Regions from separate parts of the Homo sapiens genome. Here region 1 is linked to region 2. Evidence: read pairs that join two places in POLR2A ChIA-PET (ENCODE). Cell type or tissue: Panc1. All regions are shown on one strand. Each heading gives the region's core, and the rest is flanking DNA. Links, peaks and the distances in the headings are about the cores only.

What was found. ChIA-PET counts read pairs that join two places held together with the same protein. Peaks named below come from ENCODE experiments on the same cell type or tissue, not always from the same donor. Only the 100,000 strongest peaks of a DNase experiment are listed, where the experiment ranks them.
Region 1: POLR2A ChIA-PET joins it to region 2 with 5 read pairs; 2 of 35 experiments call an interaction of 5 or more read pairs at or near these places.

Annotation. Positions count from the first base shown.
Region 1 is chr12:22,581,973-22,584,777 of GRCh38, reverse strand. The region is part of intron 1 of C2CD5-AS1 (C2CD5 antisense RNA 1); the gene reads right to left. Among named protein-coding and RNA genes, the nearest start is that of C2CD5-AS1, 5.1 kb to the right of the region's middle. RefSeq lists silencers at 677-877, 1,117-1,317. In Panc1, for the core only: no CTCF peak of the experiment used is centred there; a DNase peak (open chromatin) is centred at 1,037.
Region 2 is chr12:22,495,652-22,498,456 of GRCh38, reverse strand. The region is part of intron 10 of C2CD5 (C2 calcium dependent domain containing 5); the gene reads left to right. Among named protein-coding and RNA genes, the nearest start is that of C2CD5, 47 kb to the left of the region's middle. In Panc1, for the core only: no CTCF peak of the experiment used is centred there; no DNase peak of the experiment used is centred there.

The sequences.
Region 1 (2,805 bases), core at 79-2,578, 86 kb before region 2:
GCCACTTGGGAGCCTTAGGCAGGAGAATTGTTTGAACCTGGGAGGCAGAGGTTGCAGTGAGCTGAGATCGTGCCACTGCACTCCAGCCTGGCGACAGAGTGAGACTCCATCTCAAAAAAAAAAAAAAAGAAATAGTAAGATGATGAAGCAGACAAAAATCATAGTATTAATATTTTTGCAGTAGGTTTGAGAATAAGTTGTTTGTTGTTGATATATTTTACCATTTTATGTTTTAAGAAGTTTGGTATATTTAATATCTTACAGATTACTTTTATGATTCCAATATAAAATGTCTCATTTATTCAGACTTGCAATTTCAAGTTGAAAGGTATAAGGCAATGTTATTAATTTTATAAACGGTATTTTAACCCCTAAAATAAGTTGAGATTCAATATTAATATGTATACATATTTAATTTGCCAGATTTATAAGTCATATACATTCTTGGGAAATTTTGTCAAATGGACAATTTAAACATTTAACTAAAATTGTAAATGAAACCAAATGTAAATCAAAGTCCTCATAAAAGTAACTGTTAAAATTTGTCAGATTTATAAATTAATAATTTGATTCATAACTTAAAAGCTTAAGAAGGAATAGGTTTTTGAATTTGTAACATTAATAAATCAAATATGAATTTAATAACCTCAAGTAATATTTCCCTAAGTCATTCTCAAGAACATCAAAATATTGTCCTTGACAAAAACGAATCAAGCTCATCAGTGTTAAGTAACAGTGCAGTGTTACCGAAAAGGGATCTCGATCCAGACCCTAAGAGAGTGTTCTTGGATCTCACACAAGAGAGAATTCAGGGCGAGTCCAGAGTAAAGTGAAAGTGAGTTTATTAAGAAGTAAAGGAATAGTAAGAATGGTTACTACATAGACAGAGCAGGGCATTCAAGAGCAGACAAAGCAAGAGGAGGAACACATCCACCTTAGGTAGAGGCTTGTTTATATATAATATAAAAAGAAAAAAATGGGGAACACACCAATGGGGAGATGTGCTGTCCTACAAGGGCGTGTAACAACGGATTGTTAATCTTTGTGTAACTACTGTCTTCTGCAGTAATATATTAAACTAAGAATGCTTTTGTTCTTAAGATATGGGACTCAGGACATTTCCCAAGTTTGTTATTTTCTGTGTCTGTTAAGTCCTGAGTCTGTTCGGTAAACATTATTAACTTGTTTCCTTAACTGTACATATCCTATTGACTAAGAATGCCTAACCTGGGAATGCTGCCCAGTAGGTCTCAGCCTCATGTTACCCAGCCCTTATTCAAGATGGAGTCACTCTGGTTCAAATGCCTTTGACAACAGCTTTCATTGAAAAGGAATACAATACTATCGTGTGTGTGTGTGTGTGTGTGTGTGTGTGTGTGTGTGTATGTGTGTGTGTGTGTTCTTTGGCCTTGTTTTTCTATTTAATTTAATAGCTAAAATTTACAATTCTAAAATTTAATTTGAGTGTTTAAGCATTTTAAGTAATACACTGCTAAAGAGAGAGGGTTTGTTTTTTTTTTTCATTTTTCAGTATTGCACTTCAAGAATTGTCCAAAAGTGACCCAGAGAACTCACTGTAGGCTTCTCAGACAATTAACAGCTCCCTCTCCCAGTGGATAGGGATGCAATGAACTTAGCTATCCACAAGCTGGTGGTTTCTTATTCCCTAGCAGGAAGGTTACAATTTCCCATGGGCCCCAAGATCTTCAGGAAGGAGTGGATCTAGGATTTTCTGGGGCCTAAAGTTTATATATGTCTCTTTTTGCTGATCCTTCTTTTTTTTTTGACAGTCTTGATCTGTTGTCCAGCCTGGGGTACAGTGGTGTGATCTTGGCTCACTGCAACCTCTGCCTCCTAGGCTCAAGTCATTCTCCTGCCTCAGCCTCCCAAGTAACTGGCACTACAGGTGTGCACCACCACGCCCGGCTAATTTTTTTGTATTTTTAGTAGAGATGCGGTTTCACCATGTTGGCCAGGCTGGTCTCGAACTCCTGACCTCAAGTGATCTGGCTGCCTTGGCCTCCCAAAATGCTGGGATTACAGGCATGAGCCACCATGCCCAGCCTGACCCTTCATTTTTTATTTCTCAGATAAATCTTATTCCTTAATCCATACCAGGTGACACAGTAGAATTTATCTTTGCCTCCTTCATCTTAAGTGCTACTATTTGTGTGTTGATTCAGTGCTATTAATTTACCTCCGTTTCACATGTAGCTATGGGGGAAATTAATTTGAAATTTTATTCTGGACAAATGCAATGGAACAGTAAGATATAACTCTGTAGTCACAATTATGTGGAAGTGGAATGTAAGAAAGATTAGAAAAATATTTAAAATTAGAAAATTTCATTCCTATCAGCAAATTATGACAGATCTAAAAAATCTTAGGAATGAAAGTGTCTATTGCTACAAATTATGTGTTTTTACATTATACGATTGAGCAACATAGGCTTAAACTTCCCAGGTCCAATTATATATGGATTTTCTTCCACTTCTGCCACCTCTAAGACAGCAAGACCAACCCCTCCTCTTCCACCTACTCCTTACTCAATGTGAACACAACCAAGTTGAAGACTTTAATGATGATCAACTTCTACTTAATATTATACATAGTAAACATATTTTCTCTTTCTTATGATTTTCTTCATTTTTTTCTCTATCTTACTTTATTGTAAGAATACATTGTATAATACATATAACATGCAAAAAATGTGTTAATTAACTGTTTATGTTATCAATAAGGCTTCTGGCCAACAGTAGGCTACTAGTAGTTCAGTTTCAGGGGAGTTATACATGGATTTTCAAC
Region 2 (2,805 bases), core at 247-2,746:
ATAGGGATATATTTATAGAATGTACAGATCAGTCTGCTCATCTGAATGAACTTTTTTGTTTTTTTTAGTTTAAGTTTCAATTCAGTCACGTTTTTATTCAGTGGATGTTTGTGGAGTGCCTACCATGTGTTGCACACTGTGTTGGGTACTGGAAACATAATTGTTAAGCCAGGCAGACGTCCTGTACACACCCAGTCTAGGGTAATTCTTACACTATTTTGGTGTGTGCATATGTGTGTATTAGTTAAATGGAGATAGGTGGTAGGCTCTCTTGGAACTTTAATTTTACTGATAATCTCAGCAATTATCATTTTCCCTGAGAGATACTTATGAGCAGATGTGCAAACTATACCTAAAGTACTTATACAGCTTTTGGTTTTCAGTATTTTAATAAGGTTTTCAGGAAGTAGATAAATAAGAGTTCAAGATGCAAGATGGCATAAATACAGCATGCGTGATATGTGAGCTTTTCTATATTACCAGTAATTTTAGAGTAATGAAAATCCAGTTACATTGTGTGTGTGTGTGTGTGTGTGTGTGTGTGTGTGTATGTGTGTGCATGCGTGTATGTAGTGAAATTTCACAATTATGGAGTAGATTGCACATTTGACTTTCTAAATTTACAGATAGTAAAGACTCCAGTTTGGTCAAACATGGATTATATCTTAGTTTCATCCTAACATCACAAATGACTAGGTCTTGACGTTTGCTCTGTATTTGCACATGACTTCCTCTATAATGAGAATCTTCTTCCTAGTCTACTGATCCCCACCCAGTTTGAGATTATATACTCCTTTGAACCTGAACTCTCTAATTTCTTTTTCATTAGGGGAAATTTATCTTCTTCAAGAGGTTAGCAGTTGGAATGTTACTTTCAGGTATTTGGGAATATAGCTTTTTATACTGTCCGTTAACATGATAGATTATCATTGTATTAACCTTTATTTGATCCAACCTAACATTTTATCTCCTTTTGTTGATTTATAAATTAGATTGAATAACTGTCCATTTTAAAAATAATTTTTATTTTTAAACAATATTTGTTTGTATTTATGGGGTACATGTTTTATTTTGTTACATGCATAGAATAATGATCAAATCAGGGTATTTGGAGTATCCATCACCTTGAGTATTTATGATTTCTAAGTGTTGGGAACATTTCAAGTTCTCTCGGGTAGCTGTTTTGACATATACAGTACAGTGTTGGTAACTATAGTCACTCTGCTTTAAAACATTAGAATAATTTCTTTTTTCTTCTAACCGTATTAAAAGAATCTGCAAGGCAGAGTTATTCTCTCCCAGAGCTATATAAAAATGAACTGAACTTAACATTTCAGGTAGTTGGTATTTCTTAATTGCCAAGTGTATGATAGCCTAAAATCTCAAAGAGGTTGAGTTTAATAAGAGCATATTATGTTGAGTTGTTCACATTGTTATTTTCTGATATATAAACTGCCGTTTTAGAATTTTACCAGTTTCACCTGCACTTCAGAAACAAAATGTTAAAAAGATGGCAAGATATCGAGCTGTGGCCATGCTCTAGGAATGTAACGTAGTAAAAATTAATGAATTCTGATGTCAACCTAAGTGTGCTGACATTACCCCTAAAAGAGACATCAGTGAGGATTGATTTAGTGCTCAGTTCATGCCTGCAATTAAAAGGATATATTAAAAGATTTGCGATATTATCTACAAAGAGTTTTGACCCACAGAAGAAAAACATAAAATAGTATAAAATATAACTTGTATATTAAACTTATATATAAAATATATAATTTGTATATAAAAATATATTAATTTGTATATAATTAAATTTTAAATTTTCCTAAAATAATAACTTTTATAATTGTAAATAATTCTGTAGATTATCAGAAGAAATGTGTTTAAGGTGAAGAGGTTTGTTTCTTAACATCTTTGAAATGTTTATTTAATGTTTATTAAATGACCTCACATCTCAGCTGTATATCCTTCAGATAACTAAATTGTATCATTTCATGTGTCACATACATAGTTGCCACAAAATTTTAAGCTAGACTCTGTTTGCATTTATGTTAGTATAGTATCCTCAATTTTGTACTTTTTAGGATGAATAAAATAATTCCAATTCATTAGTGTGTTTCTTATAGGAAAACACAATACATTCCTATAAGACTGTAGTTATCAGTTTTTAAACCTTAAACATTCTATTATAGGGATTAAATACTGTGATATCTCTGAATTTTTATTGGTAATAGGATAGGCTGAATCATAATTACTGCTTGAAGATTCTCTAGGTCATGTCTGGCATGAGTATAAAATAAGCTTTGGAGATAAATTTAACTTTTCTTTACTGTTAAACAAATTAATCTTAATTTTGTTTTAATTAAATGCCCCCTAAATTTAGTAGCCAAAAATTTTTCCTTTAGTCTCTTGCTTACAGTTGTAGATAATTGTTAATATAATTACCAGTTTGTGATTAAGTGCTCCCTACTGTATGCTTGCCTTGCTTTCACCTAGAATCTAGGGCCATTACTTTCTTGTAACCATTTCAGTGAGCTGCCATAGTTTTCAGTCTGTACTGTCACCTGATCCAAGCATGCGCCAAAATATCCACTGTTTCTGGCTCCTGTATGCTGAATCTGCTTTGCAAACCCTTCGTTCTTTGAGCTTTTGCTTTAGCCAAAAACCAAATTTAAGAAGTTTTCTGGAGTGTGGACATATGCCATTTGCTTCCTTAGCTCCCATGTTATGTAACTCTTTAGCTTTGTATTAAACTTGTAAATACTTATTAAATACAATAATGGCATCCTCATGTGCAATTGTGTG